Linked DNA regions of Mus musculus: region 1 is linked to region 2. A link is a loop called in an ENCODE intact Hi-C map of the cell type or tissue named here. Cell type or tissue: heart. All regions are shown on one strand.

Region 1 (8,000 bases), 180 kb before region 2:
CCTACAAAGAATATAATTCAGTTTATTTTTATGTAATACATTGTGTGTGTATGTGTGTGTGTGTGTGTGTGTATATATATATATATATATATATATATATATATATATATATATATACACACATTATATGTGGTTTGCCTATTTGTAGATCCTAGGATTTATTTAGATACATATACTCTTATAAACATAAAATAGAATGGAGACTTCAGGAAAAAATAAATAGAAAGAGGAAAAAGTGGGAAAAGAGGAGAGACTTGAATGTGGCCAACATTCGTGATATACTTATATGAAGATGTCTTTTTGAATCCTATCACTATATATACTCAATACAACCAAATTAAAAAGACAAAAAGAAAAATCAATAAAACCAATAATAATGACCCAGGTGAGAAATGATAAGGTCTGAATGAAACAGGGAGAGACTCATAGGCAGTGGGGCAATGTAATTATCATGATTGATTAGGTGGGGGAGATAAACAGAAAGAGGAGTCTGAGATAACTCCCAGGTCTCTGGCTTGAGAAAACATATAGATGATAGGACATTGATTAAGATGAAGGCATATTGGAAGACAAAATGTGACAGGAAAAACTGATAAGCTTCCATGGCGTTTTATATCCATGTACAACATACAAAGATAGATTTTTCAGAGGTTGTCAGAGACATAAGGGGCATAGGTATATTACAAGCATGGAGAGAGATTATAATTTAATACATGGTAGTGAATGAAGTCTCAAGAAAAGAATGCACAGTGGCAAAACAAAAGAGACACGGACTCAAAACCACTTTACTTACCCTAAGAAACTGGAAGGAAGATTCAATGATATGTGTGAAAATACGCCATATGTTGCTAATTATTTTCTTTCTGAAATCCATTTTACAGCCTCCATGGTTAAAGTTTATTACCCTCTTTCATATATAGACATGTAAAGATCAGAAAAAGATAAAGAGAATGTGAAATTTTTAAACCTTCCTTAATCTGGAAATAATATTGAAAAATTCCATACTGACCCTCACTTTGACACTAATTGAATTTCAGTTTCTACCTGTAAATGCAAATAGTAATTGGGGTTTGTGAGTTTTGTTTTTTTAAATCATGGGCAAGTTGTTTAAAAAAAAAAAAACAAAAAGAAAAACAACCACTGGAGCAAATACTGAAATTTGATAATAAATGCATTAAATACTAATTAAAATAAAAAACAAAAATGACATGCATGCTCTCTTATCCTATTCCAATTGGCATTCCAATTTTAACTGTAAAATCAAAGTGCTTTGTAGTAGTCACATCAAAAACATACAGATGTACTCTGGTATATTTGCCAAGCATTCTTTTAATGATCATAAAATATTTTATAAGCGTAATGCCTCGGCCATCAGCATCTATTCGTCAATTAAAAGTTGATATTAACTTTGTTTACAAAACAAGGCGAGCAACTTGGGAGCATCACCATGACACCTGTAGAAGGGGTAGAGCATTAGGGTGTCACAGCGACCCAGGAAGAGCATGAACTGATGCTTGTAAAGTTTAGAGGGAGGGACTTCAGCACAGCAGTTCCTGGGGCTGCTGGGATAGAGTACCGAATGTGTACATTTGCTTCAGCAAATGTCACGGAAATTTTTCCCGAATAAAATTACTATGCTTATTAAATTAATGGTTAGTTTGAGAACAATATTAAAGCCTGATTAGAATGAAAGCCTGAGAGGAAAAAAAATCTTCAAATAATAGCTCATATTGAGAAGAATATATTTCCACCCATGGGGTTTAATTTTCATAAACGAATTTAAATGCTAAGCAGCCGAGTTTCATATTAACTTCTTAAAACCAGGGGCAGTTTGAATCCTCCATTTGCATGTCTATTAAATAAAACAAACTAAGATAAAGGAATATAAACACAACAAAGATACAGGAACAAGAAACAAAGCAAAGTCATAGCTGCTAGGTTCAGAAAAGATATTTGTAACAGCTCTCTAATATTATTCTGTTTAATATTATCCTGAATTTCAAGTGAAAGAAGATACACATGTGATTTCCCCATTGCCTGAATAGACCTGATAACTCAAGAGCAATGTCCATCATTGGCATTTGAAATACGGGATTTACCAAGGTTTCTAGAGGAACTACGCACATGTTTATGGCTGGGTAAATTGAGTTATTGAAAGAAACTGTACACCAGTAAGTTTTCATTGGAAAGTACATCCCTACATATCCCATTTTAAAAGACATTGCTAATGTTACAAAGTGATACACATTGTATGTTACACACTGATCAGAGTGGTAGATTATTTTTCCTCCTGTTGGGACTTTAAAAAATAAGTTCGAGCCAATTATGATAAAAAGAGAAAACATAGAATGCCCACACCTCTGTATGATAAATATCAGCTGCTAAGTTAGGTAATAACTAAGATTATTGTATGACACACTGGACATCTCATAATTGGCTATTTTTTTAGTTTCCAGGCTAACATGTAAATGATTATTTAATTTTATGTCTTCCCTTATGTCTGCTTCCCTGCACCTACCCAGTCCTTCCCTACTGCATAGAAGATATTCAATAAATCTTGTTACTTATGTATGAATCCTCAGCATTTATGGGTGGTTTAGTTGCATATTTTCCAATAATCTTACACATCAGCACAGAAGGTTATTAGAAGTGGCAATGTCTAAGCCTGTGACTTGGGTTGTAAGACCCCTCATAGAAAGCAACGTTGAAGAGAAAGCATCCAGAAGCTGAGAATTCCAGCATCTCTAACTCTGTCCAGCCTGCACAAATTAACCATGTTTTGATTAGGGCATGAAATATTCTACTTAAAATGGGCTACTTTAATTCGGTAATTAGCCAAGAAATTCTATCCCACACTTACTTCATATATAAATTCTCTGAGAATTTTTGAATGGTGTCCTCACATAGATATATTTTATGGCATAAGGTATGTTGCAAAGCCTCTTGTTTAAAACTCTCTCTCTCTCTCTCTCTCTCTCTCTCTCTCTCTCTCTCTCTCTCTCTCTGCCTTTTTTTTGCACATTCATTAATATGGAATAATTGGGACAGATTAGTCAAAAATGCTTTCATCTTTCTTTCTTGCCAACATTGCATTTTAAAATAATTAAAACTCCAGATTGTTTCTGGTTTTCACCTAAGTTTACTGGCACCCAACAAAGCAGCCTACACTTTGATTTTAATCATGGCCAGACAGTATAAGACCCTTGTCTCACAGGCAGCGAGAGCAGCAAGTAGACACCCTGCTGGGTAATTTCAAAGCAATGTACTTCCTGCTGTTAGCCCTACAGTATGATTTCTGTTCTGCCAAGGGCACCAAGAGAAGGCAACTTCCAATTTGCACCTCACACATAAATTCATCTTGTGCCAATAGGCTCAGAAGAAAACCACAAGCTACCTAGCCCAGCCATCAGGGGTCTGTTAACAGACTTTAAACTATGATCTATTGTGCAGCAGGGTCTAAAAGACGCACACTGAGTCCCCCTTTATAGAGACCACGCTTGCCTAACACCGTTTTTCCTTGAGATAATTATAAGTGTTTATTTTGGCTTTTAACAACTTTAATCACATTATTTAGCGTGTTTCTGTTTTGTCGTTGACTTCAATGGATACAGAGTTCTTCTAGTAGTATCCAAGAAACTGAAACACAAGGAATTTGCTTGATAGAGGGATACTACAGAATAGAAGTGATTAATTATATCAAAACTCCATTAATGCTAAATGTTTTCCTCAAAAAAACAAGAAAAATATCCCATGCAACAGAGAATTCCTAAATAAATGAGGTGTGAACTTCCTAATTAAAGTAGCACGCCTCCTCCTTTGACTCTGTTTTCAGTGTCTTAGTGATAAATGTTGTCCATAGCAAATACAGCAGAGGGTAGTGCCAGGAGCCAACGCGCCGCCACCACCATGGCACTGCCACCAAGATGACTGTGTAATACAGAGAAAAGCTTCTCTGGGTTATCTAGAGTTAGGTTTAAAAATAACCTTAGCTGATCACAAAGGTCCTACAGTGACTGTTAACTCTAAGCAACTGTTGAAATGTCCTGCTGTGCCAATTGCGTCTGATGGTCCAATAACAGCAGAACTTTATTATGCTCAAATGAATTCTAAAAATACTTCCACCAGTAACAACTGAATCAAAAAAGCTGAAAAAATCATAGTTAATCTTATTTCTAATTCACTTTAGTCACTGTAAATTCCCTAAAGAGTAAATACTAGATTATTCAATAAGCATATTCAATGTATAATAAAATGTGTATGTTTGATTTTTAATATTTTTTTCTGAAGTTTCCATCTGGGTTTTCTATTATGGATTTTTTTAACGATAGACTTTGTGGTTCCAACTACTACGTGTGTGTGTGTGTGTGTGTGTGTGTGTGTGTTTGATATATATATAAATATATATATATATGTGTGTGTATGTATACACATATATGTATATATGTATATATGGATACATATATGTATATGTGTATATATGTACATATGAATATATGTATGTTTATCTATACATATATATATACATATATCTATGCATATGTGAATATATGTGTATGTAGAGATTTCAGAAGAAAATCATATTAAAGAAAAGTCATTTGGGTGAATTTAAAAGGTATATAAACGACTTTGCTTTAACATGATCACCTCCTGAAATCTACCTCAAAAATATAGGTAAATTTGAACATGTGAATTTAGAAAAGACTAAATATACTCTGTGAGTAATACTGATTTTTTTTAAATAATCTAAATTTTCAAAGCAAGGCTCACTAGAATCTGCTATCATTTATATATGGGATGTTCCACCAAAGGACTGTGTATTAAAGGATTGCAAAATGTTTTAGACTATCAGGAAGTGAGGATTTATGGAGGATCATTAGATCAGTGGACCCTAGTCAGTTTTTCTTGTTTGTTTCCTGTTCTACAGTGGGATTGGTCTGTTCTGTAACAGATATATTGTGGTCCCCAGGGTTCCAAAATGATTGAGTCATTATTCTTAAACCAGAAACTCCAGATCCAAGAACAAAATGAAACTTTTTATTTATTAGCTAATTATATTACAGTATTTTTTGTTATGATGATGCAGAGCTAAAACAAATCCCAACAGAAGTTTTCATGAAACACAATAATAGAAAAGCATTTGACAAAATCCAACACTCCTTCATGATAAAAGTCTTGGAAAGATCAATTCAAGACCCATACATAACCAAGGAGCTAAAGGGATCTGCAACCCTATAGGTGGAACAACATTATGAGCTAACCAGTACCCCGGAGCTCTTGACTCTAGCTGCATATATATCAAAAGATGGCCTAGTCGGCCATCACTGGAAAGAGAGGCCCATTGGACTTGCAAACTTTATATGCCCCAGTACAGGGGAATACCAGGGCCAAAAAGGGGGAGTGGGTGGGCAGGGGAGTGGGGGTGGGTGGATATGGGGGACTTTTGGTATAGCATTGGAAATGTAAATGAGTTAAATACCTAATAAAAAATGGAAAAAAAAAGACCCATACATAAACATAGTAAAAACAATATACAGCAAACCAGTAGCCAACATCAAACTAAATAGAGAGAAACTTGAAGCAATCCCACTAAAATTAGAGACTAGACAATGCTGCCCACTCTCTCCCTACTTATCCAATTTAGTACTTGAAGTCCTAGCCAGAGCAATTAGACAGCAAAAGGAGGTCAAATGGATACAAATTGGAAAGGAAGAAGTCAAAATATCACTATTTACAGATGATATGATAGTATTTTTAAGTGATCCCAAAAACTCCACCAGAGAACTCCTAAACTTGAGCAAAGTAGCCGGATATAAAATTAATTCAAACAAATCAGTGGCCTTCCTCTACTCAAAGGATAAAAAGGCTGAAAAAGAAATTAGGGAAACAACACCTTTCACAAACAATATAAAATACCTTGGTGTGACTAACTAAGCAAGTGAAAGATCTGTATGACAAGAACTTCAAGTCTCTGAAGAAAATCTAAAAGTAAACCCAATGTAAGATAGAAGGACAAATGTAAAATAGAAGGACAATCTACTACCAAATTTTAAAAGGGTTTTATAATTCTGTTTACAGTGATTATGGTCTAGTTTGATAATACATGCCTTAGAGGTAAATCATAGAGCTTCATCAAAGTTCACAACCATACTAGGCCAGTAACAAGCAAATGATTTAACCTCTTTGGGTATGAGTTTCCTAATATGGTATGCAATTACTACAAAGTGGTTAAGACTAATAGAGCAGCACCTGGTCCACATTTTCGATAAATAATAGAGATTGTTATTATTAAATGTAGCTATAGAAGTATTTAAAATGTTTGAAGAATATGCAAACATGTCAACTTTACAAAATAAAGTCCCATCAAACAAAGGGAAGTATATGTGAGAATTTAGCTTATAATCAGCCTCCAAACACTGACACCATTGCATACACTAGCAAGATTTTGCTGAAAGGACCCTGATATAACTGTCTCTTGTGAGACTATGCCGGGGCCTAGCAAACACAGAAGTGGATGCTCACAGTCAGCTATTGGATGGATCGCAGGGCCCCCAATGGAGGAGTTAGAGAAAGTACCCAAGGAGCTAAAGGGATCTGCAACCCTATAGGTGGAACAACAATATGAACTAACCAGTACCCCGGAGCTCGTGTCTCTAGCTGCATATGTATCAAAAGATGACTTAGTTGGCCATCAGTGGAAAGAGAGGCCCATTGGTCTTGCAAACTTTATATGCCTCAGTACAGGGGAATGCCAAGGCCAAGAAGTTGGAGTGGGTGGGTAGGGGAGTGGAGGGGGAGGGTATGGGGGACTTGAAATGTAAATGAAGAAAATACCTAATTTTAAAAAAAGAAATAACAAAAAAATTAGAATTTAAGAAAATCTGTAAAATTGTGAAATAGACAAATTGAAGTCAGAACACTTCTACAAGAAAGTTATTTGCCAACTATTTAATATGAAAAGAATTCAAGTAATGAATACCTCTGATAGTTAAGTACCAAACATGAATTAAAAATTAGAAACTGAGAGGGTGTGTACCAATGATTTGCATCATTGCAAATCATATGCAATATCATGAGTTTTAAAAAAAAGGTCAAAAAACAAAACTGGGTTTTCTAGAAGCACAAAGAATGCTGAAACAGGCAGTTGCCCCATATCTAAGCCTTGTCTCTTAATCCAGGATTAAGTAACAGAAGCAAACCTATCCTGTTGATTCTCAATTGTTTATGTATTGAAGTCCTGAAAGTTTGGAGTGGCATAATGTATTATTAATATCCAATTGCAGAAGCTTCTGGAGACAGACTGCGTAATTCATACCAGAGTTTTATACATCTGTCCCTTTGCCTCCTGGGCAAATGTTGAGCAGGACTCTGATGATATAAAGATACAAAATAGCGAATTCATATTTACAGAAACCCCAATGTATTTTGAAGTATAAAGACATAAAACAAATAAAGCTTTCTTTTAGGAAATTCAAATATCGAAAATAAAGTTGATCAGGGGTGTCAGGAATAAAATTTGTGGGCTAGAGGAATGGCTCAGTGGTTAAGAACCCTGATCTGACTTCTAGGAGACTCAGGTTTGAGTCCCAGCAACCACATAAGGGCTCACAATCATTTGTAACTCAAGTTCCAGCAGATTCAACACCCTCTTCTGGTCACTATGGGCACTAGGCATGAACATAATACAAAGACATATACACCTGTAAAACACACATAGACATAAACAAACAAATATATTTAAAAGTTATATAATAATCTTGATGATATTCTGAGATACAAAGGGTAAAAACCAAAATGGGCTAGTTATGAAGGAAGTAAGGACATGGCTCATCAGACACATGGCAACTTAGCAACTGATTGGCAAGGGAGATAGTTCAGTAAGTAATGTTCATGCAATGCAAACATGAGGACATGAATCTATTGCCTAGAACCTACATAAAGGATTGATTCCTGGAGATCACTGGCCAGCAGGTCTAACTAAATGACAAGCTCTAAACCAATAA
Region 2 (8,000 bases):
TTTAATTAAGACAGAGAGGAGGCGACAGAACAGTGAAATTATAATCTAGCTGGGATTGAAAACCAACGAGAGAAAAATGTTTAAACTATGAAAAAAAAAGATTGCTTATTGGTCATCATGGCTACAAATTTAGTTTATGGCAAACAAACAAAAACACACTGTACCTTAAACATTCTTCAGTAACATACTTCATGTCGTTATGAATGCAGAGTCTCATAAAAAATATTCCCTTCCTCAACTTCCCCTACTGTAAAAGCCTCATGAAAGGAAAATGGCCCATCTGTTTGCAAAGTGCTATAAAGTCATAGCTACTCACATTAACCCATCTTTCTTGAATCCATATAAAAAGACTTTTCATACAAGACCTCACTATTTGATAATCCTTATTACATGTGATAAAGATCAGAATGGAGGGAGAAGTTTCCCCATCATGCAGGTGCCTCCCTGTCGAGGGTGGAAGTGAGTTTTAGATGACAGCCTCTTCCAGTTCCAGCCGTTCTTGAAAAGGGGGGGTTGAGGGAGACTTTAAATCATGTTGTTTCTACTTATGCAGGGAGAATCCATAAAAAAGAGATTTATTATTATATTTTCTGTTTGAAATGCAATATTTGCTATTTTTTTACTCCAAAAGTGCTCCTTAGTATAGAGCAGAGTAAATATTACAATTTCGTTAAACAGCCGCCAAGATTTAATTGTCTGTGAAATATAAGGCTTAGGAACTAACTTAACTACTGTTCTCCTGACACAGAAGAGGCTCCCAACACCGAGGGGAGACTACCCCAGAGAGAAAGAAAAGTGAGCTACATGCCCCCTAGCACATGTGTGGAAAAGCCTGTCCTAGGAACTTCGGGAATGGTTCTTGCAGGAGATTTAAAGGAACTCTGTACAAAAAGTCAAACAAGAACAAACAGCTCTGGCAAATACGACAAATCATGCTAGCAGTTTAACAGCGAGGGAGCAGGCAGAAATCCAGCAACCGCTAACACTTACTGGAGAAAATGTTACTGAAGAGGACAGGAGAGAGGGGAAGAGAAGCAGGGGACAGAAAGGAAGCTGAAGAAACAACACTGGTGTCCATATGTGGAATCTGCATTTTACAAATGTTGCATATACCTTGGTGGCTCGGCCAGGAAACTGGAAAGCCAGTGTCTAACTCCACGCTGAGAGCCCTTTGCACAGGGGTTTGGGCTAGGGCTCCGCCAGCTCCTAGCGACCAGGTCACTTTAGTGCGCCCCCCTCCCCACTTTCACCCGCTCCCCACCCCCACCCCTCGCTCCTCTCCAGCAGTGGCCCTGCGGTCGCTTCCACCAATGGCTCTGGGTTCAGAGTGAGCGGGCGGCAGCACATTTGCCCTGGTGGCACCACAGGCACCAGCCAAGCCCGTAATTTCAAAGCAAACAAGGCTGAAATGTTGGATTCGCCTCCATCCTGACAAGATCTACGCTTTTGCCGCCAATTTGTTTTTGCAGCTCTAGTTCAGGGCACTTGATTGAGGAAATGTCGAAAATAGCGGCGAGGGTTTTCCCTAATGAGACCGGGGGTGTTGGGGGAAGCGGTGGCCTTCCCTCAGCACCCGGGGCTCCGAGGTGAGCAGTTAACCCCTTCATGCCCGCATCGGGCGAAAAGGTCTTGGAGGAAGATATCAACCCCTGGTTAGTTCCCAGCGGAGGATCTGTCCTGACCGGAACGTGGTGGACTTGCTTCCTCCAGTCCACTCCACAGAAGGGCATGGGAATGGAATGAGAATTTGGCCGGAATAAAAGGGGAGAGATCCAGCATTCATCCCAGGGCCTGGACCACTGGTCGGTGTCGGTACACGAGTAACAGTTCCCACAACCCCACCCCCACCTCGATTCCCCTGCGTGGGAGTCGTTGCAGCACTCTGAGCATCGCTGCCCCACCACCGGAAGGCCTCACTCGGACCGCTGACTCCCAAGCAGCTATCTCCGGAGGTGAATTTAAAATAAAAGCAACTAAATATTAAAAAAGGAAAAGAAAAGAAAAGAAAAGAAAAGAAAAGAAAAGAAAAGAAAAGAAAAGAAAAGGAAAGAAGAGGAAAGAAAAGGAAGGGAAAGGAAAGGAAAGGAAAGGAAAGGAAAGGAAAGGAAAGAAAAGAAAAGAAAAGAAAAGAAAAGAAAAGAAAAGAAAAGAAGAAATGAAGAGGCAGGAGGAAAAGATGTAAATAATTATTGAGCGCAGCTTGGTATCAGGCAACACTCTCCCTTGATCCTTTTAATCTAGCTCACATCCCTCTTTCATTTCCACCACTGTTTGAATAAAGAGAGAAACTAAGGCACCCAGAGCACTGACCTCGGTGTTGAGGCGGCCCTGGCTACCTCTTGAGTTTGGTGTATTTAGGATGGGTACAAGATAAGCCAGGTCAGAGTTGGTCCTGCCGCCTGCAAGCCAGATTGATTGGGAAGACACTTTCCCAGTGCCCGCAAAGGCTTGAGGTTGAAGGTCTGTTCCTTTCTAAATGACTTCCAAGTCGCTCACCAGCTTTAATGGCCTTCAAAATAGAGTAAAACAACACAACCTGATTGCAATTAGAACACCCGGATTTCTCTAAATCGCCTTTCCACCAGCTTTGAGGGCATCTTTTTGTGCGGAAGCATTAGTTGTGTTGTTAGAGGACACAGACGCGTAAAGTGAAAGATCTGCACCCTGAGAACTACAAACTACATCTGCGTGGTTTCACCAGAAAGTTCAGAGAATGGAAGGCTTGATATGGGTGCAAGGGGGGAAGCTAACCAGAAGGCCTCTTATGAGGTGGAAACACTCAGGAAAGACCTAGAGGCAACAGTGAAGTGTAGGTTCTTCTCTAGCTTGGGAAGGTAAGCCTTTTTTGTCAAAGAGGTTGTCAAATCAAAAGGTGCCAGACCCACATTTGGCGACAATGTGGGAGTCTGGTTATCACCAACATTCATTTCACAGCTCCACTTCTATCTTGGAGAATGGCAGGTTGATCTAGTCTTGAGCCAAAATTCCAACCAGGTTTAAGATCGAAAGCCCGAGGTTTGGAAATGATCAAAGTTGGTCGTCTGTGACTAGCTTTGGAACTTGTATCAAAGGGAATTTTCAAGAGCAGAGACAGTAAAACGGCACTAGGGGCGCTCTCACCAGAGACCTTGACTGCATGAGCCCTACACCTTTGCTCTTTTCCCTGGGGTCTAATCTGACATATACCTTGGCCAATCCGAAGTTCTTTCTGAAGTCACACTCTCCTGTAGACGGGAAGAGAAGACCCCCAGGAGGTGACGAATTGCTCGAGAATGAACTGTGCCTTCTGTCGGCAAAAGAAAAAAAAAAAAAAAAAAGCATCAGTCCCACGGATTTAGTGAAGTCTCCAAATGTATTCGAAATGGAATTCTCCTTTTCCTGTATGCAAACATTTGCCTCCTTTGAAGTTGGATGCTTTGCAAGAAAAATGCGGTTCCACTTTTTTAGTCCTAGGGTTTGGGGCCTGTGTTGACTTAAATGAGCACTCTCACACAAGTATTAAAAAGAAAAGCATTCTCTTTTGGAAAATAGAACAAAGTAGCGCTTCTCCAATCAGAGTGCAGATACATAATCTGTAACAACAAATTTGCCTCCTAGTGCTGCGCATTTCCAGCAAGCATCCTGCCTTCTCTATTTACATTATAACTTTGCTGCCTGCAATTATTTTTATTTTAATTTTCTGTCACTTTAACAGAAACCAGATCCTTTTCTTTTAATGTTTTGTACACAGCATGTTCAATTTGATAAGATGTTCTTTCCTATCCTCTTTTAGCTAGCCTTTCCTTGTTTAGAGTTCTGTATCAGAAGTTTCTAATATTTCTCCCTCTTTTTTTTTTTTTTTTGAGAATTTGTCCCTGTCTTGCTTTATTTGTTTGTGTGAAATTTAGTTTGAAAGGAGATCAGAGAGAGCAGGAGGGGTTTGTAATAAGAGAATGACCGAATGACCCAAAGGCTGATTATCTATCATTAACTGGAGACTTGGTGTACCCAAATTACCAGGAAGACCTCAGTCTGCCGGATCCTTACCCAGCCAGAAAGGCAACCGTGGAATGCACACTCTGAAAAAGACTCATGACATTGCAAGTGAGGACGGTGCTTGAACATATTTTCTTAAAGGAATGCTCCTTCCAAACTCAGCTCCAGTTGAAGGGATAAATTACTAGATCATAATATGTTATGTACAGGTAAAAATCTGTATCCCAGTGCTAACTTTACCAATGTTTTTTGCAACTAGCTTTCTCATATTGTTTCATTAGAACCAAAATTGCAGTTAATTGTCTAAACTCCAGAGAATATTGAGAAATCAAGACAAGCTGCTTTTGATCTGCTAAACCCAGGCCTTGTAAAAATCGAAGTTTGCCATTAATATTGACAATAAAAGTGTTTCTTTTTGTTAACCTGAAACCTAACCTATCCTGGCTCAAGTCCCTTGTCTCTAAGCAAAGACTGTAGAAGAATGCAGGAAAGGCTTGGAGTGAACTGTCAGAGGTTAAAAAAAAAAAAAAATCCATCTATGCCGTGCAGCAAATAAAGTCACGTTGGGGAGTCTTCCAAGGAGTACCCTCAACATGGCAGTTAGAACTGGGAAGGAAAGGGGCTCCAGTCACAAGTCAGTCCTTCAGTCCCACAAATGATGCCTCAGAAGCTCCACGTGTTAAGCAGCCATTTCATTCCTACTTATCCTCAATCCCAGACTGCATGGCATGCTTGCTTAAATCCACTGCTAGCTAGTTCCAAAGAGTATAAATACAAAATCATAGCCATGTTCTCGTCTGAATTCTAAATGACTTGTTTACAGCTTGGAAGAAATAATTCTCTTTATAATTAACTTTTATTTGTATTATTGCGGGGTTTTTTTAATTGCTTATTTTTAAGTTCTGTGAGTGAAAGCCAGGGTCTACCTCTCAAATGCACATCCAGCACTGAAATATTTCTGTGTGTGCAATTCTTTGTGTATGTTTTATAAATCCTGTGGGATGTATTGTCTTATAACATTTTATTCTAAACTCAGGATTCTACTGCAAAGTGGCAAAGATCAGATCTATCATACTTCTTGAGACAAGTATAATAACATATATTATGTTTAATGGTATTATATATAGTATTATCCTTTGCAATGCCAGTTCACAGGACATTTTATGCTGCCTTTAGTCTGAATGAGTATTTTTAATTTACGGATACCTGTCACAGTACCAAATCCTTCTTCATCAATGAGAACTCTCCACATATTTTCCCGTTAATGCAAGAATGCAATCATGGGTTATTGAAGAAAATAGAATACCAACTGCTGGTCATAATGGATAGTAGGATTTTCCATAAAGAATCTAAGGACAAACTAGTGCTTCATTCTTCCATAAGTCTCAGGTTCAGTGACAGGGTTAAATAAAATATAAACCACAACACTTCTGGGGAGTAAAATTGGGGAAAGCAAAAGAGGGAGCAGAAAAATAGGAAAAAAATGTACAGGGACATAGGAAACCTTGACTTTGCTATTTCCTAGGCACAACTGGACTGAAGGGTTCATTTTTTTTTATCATCCTCTCCACAGCCATCCCTGCCTTTGAACCAGCCCCCCCCCCCCGCCTCCTCTGTCTGCACAGATCTGTTTTGAATGGAGAACCTGTGGCAGGGGGGTTTACTCCCCAAATGCCCCACCCTTCCCCCAAATCCAAGAAGAAATTCCTCAGAAGAAAAGAAAGCCACATAAGAGTCAAGGGCACCTTCTCCTGCCCTTCATTTTTTGAATGGGACATAAAAGTTCAATCGACCAGATTCCCTACTTTACAGCTGTCTACTTTGAAACAATTTTGTCATGTCTGTACACAAATACCCAAAAAGAAAAAGGAAAAAAAGGGCTCTCTCAGAGGGAAGCTTTGGCTGCCACTCAGCCCATAGGCCTTGTTCTGGATGTCCTAAAACATGGTGGGACTAAGTGGCTAACATGAAAAGTGACATAGTGCCTTCCCAGGAGGGAAAAGGCCTGCAGGGGATCCTGAGTGTGGCAGAAACAGTGTCTTTGGAGCAGGTGAGGCTGAGGTTTACATCTTCAGTAACAGATTCATTTTCCTGTCACCTTCTGGGTTTGGAATTCCTTTGGGGTTCTTAGCATGTTCTGGAGTTCACTTTGTTACAGGTATTTTGAGGAGTCTTCCCAATCAGTTTACTACCTCAGTTCAGGAAGGAAGGTAATAGGGGGACTTGAAAGATGATGAAGGGAATTGAGTCATAATTCCTGTAAATATAAAATGTGTGTTTATGGCCTTCTGGCCTGGTTCTTTTCAGATCCAGTTTATTTGGAGTACTCATGAGCAAAACACGAGATACAAAATTGCCCTTGCCTTTGAAATAATAAATATTTGGAAAAGATCTGTATTTCCCCTTAAAAAGAGACTGAAGTTTAAAAAAATATTTAGTTTAAAACAGAGCTTAAAAGTCATATCTCACATAGGGCAAAAAATGTTTGCAACGGGTTCCCCAGCCTTTTTCTTGCCCTTTGAGTCTTTTGAGAAAGTGGTAGTAAGAGAAAAGAGACAAATAACATGGACACAAAGTAAATGTTTGAAACTAGCCTTGCCCCTTCAGCTGAGCTTGTGATGTACAGAGCTGTAGATACACCATCAGCCTCAAAGAGGATTATGGACACAGAATCTCCAACACTCCCCTAAACCTGGGCTGCCTTCCTGTGATGATGTGCAGACCCAGGGCCACTCGGCCCTTAGCCTCCCGGGGGAGAGATAATCCTCTATGGTATTCCTCCCTAGGCACCCAGAATGGCCCACAACCAGCGTCATCACAGATCTATGGTGCTTGAGAATTCTAAATGTGTATCTTAAAGAGCAGCTCACCAGAGGGCCTGCTTGTACAGCCCAAGAGTGAGGGAGCAGGCTGACATCTAAGTTAGAAACTATACAACCACATTCTTCCACCTTCTTCCTGATCACCAAATGCCAACTTCCCTGTCACATCACCCTGTTAGTTCCCTCATAATCACCCCCTGGGGTGGGACAGACTTTCTAAACTAGGGACTAATTTAAAATAGCATCTTAGATTCAGAGTTTGCCAAAGCAGCAAGTTTACCTGGCAGTCCGAAATTACGGAAGTAAAATGTGTCAAAAGATGCTAAAAAGAAAAAAAATGAACAATTGCAGTAAGTATAACTCAGAGCCAGCCAACTACTCATGGTAGATACCACCAAAATTTACCCACTGGTCCCCTCTCTCCAGCCACCTACAGAACGCTATCCTACCACTCTAGTCTCTGGGTTTGAGTTCCTAAGATCCATGAAGCTTTAGACCCCTGGATTGTAGTAATTAACTGATAATGGTGCTGTCAGTGAGGAGTGATGGTCAGATTAGCATTTTTTACAGCCCCTTTTCTGTCCCATGTTGTCCATTTCTTTTATCACTTGTGAGGATGCTATCTGGAGCTACGAATCCATACCCCTACTTTTTGTTGTTGTTGGTGGTGGTGGTGGTGGTGGTGGTTTCAATTTTAAAAGCAGGAAGCGGGTTGGGGGGAGGCTAAAAGTAGCACCTTCTGATCCCTAAATCCTGAGGCTGCAAGTGAACAGATAGCTTCTCTATCCCCAGCCCTATCTTTCTGTGGATTCTTCTTCTATCTCCCAACGCCCTGAAAGTCTATTTCCTGAGGCAGCCAAAAAACACCTTTCCTAAGTTTTTTATCTGTGATTGGACAGGACATAATCATCTTACCCAGTCTACCTGTTCCCGAGGCCTAAATGTTTTTATAAACAAGTTTTTTTTTAATGTATCAAATGTCAGAGGCTTTAACTACCAATATTTACTGATTCAGGGTACCCCTCCTGCTGAAAATGTAAACAGAATTCTCCACCACATTACCTCTACTTCTTTAAAACCACTCTCCTTGTACCCCAAGCTGCAGACCCACCGAAGCTGGAAAGCAGAGCCCTATGTAGGTCACTTTGTTCTGCCATCAAACTCAAGCCTCTGAGCTAACCAGCAAGACTAGGTCCAGCTACT

Evidence for each region. Hi-C counts contacts between places; a loop is a spot of excess contacts. Peaks named below come from ENCODE experiments on the same cell type or tissue, not always from the same donor. Only the 100,000 strongest peaks of a DNase experiment are listed, where the experiment ranks them.
Region 1: it touches region 2 in a loop (3-fold over the local background); 5 of 42 quality-filtered maps call a loop at or near these places.

What each region holds. Positions count from the first base shown.
Region 1 is chr8:57,130,963-57,138,962 of GRCm38, forward strand. No RefSeq gene overlaps it. Among named protein-coding and RNA genes, the nearest start is that of Hand2os1, 190 kb to the right of the region's middle. In heart, no CTCF peak of the experiment used is centred here; a DNase peak (open chromatin) is centred at 3,939.
Region 2 is chr8:57,311,329-57,319,328 of GRCm38, forward strand. It overlaps Hand2os1 (Hand2, opposite strand 1), which reads right to left. Exons shown (of 6, transcript NR_154048.1): 3 at 3,187-3,286. Among named protein-coding and RNA genes, the nearest start is that of Hand2os1, 5.5 kb to the right of the region's middle. In heart, a CTCF peak has its summit at 3,108; DNase peaks (open chromatin) are centred at 1,363, 1,503 and 3,103; H3K4me3 peaks cover 7,409 bases; H3K27ac peaks cover 7,788 bases.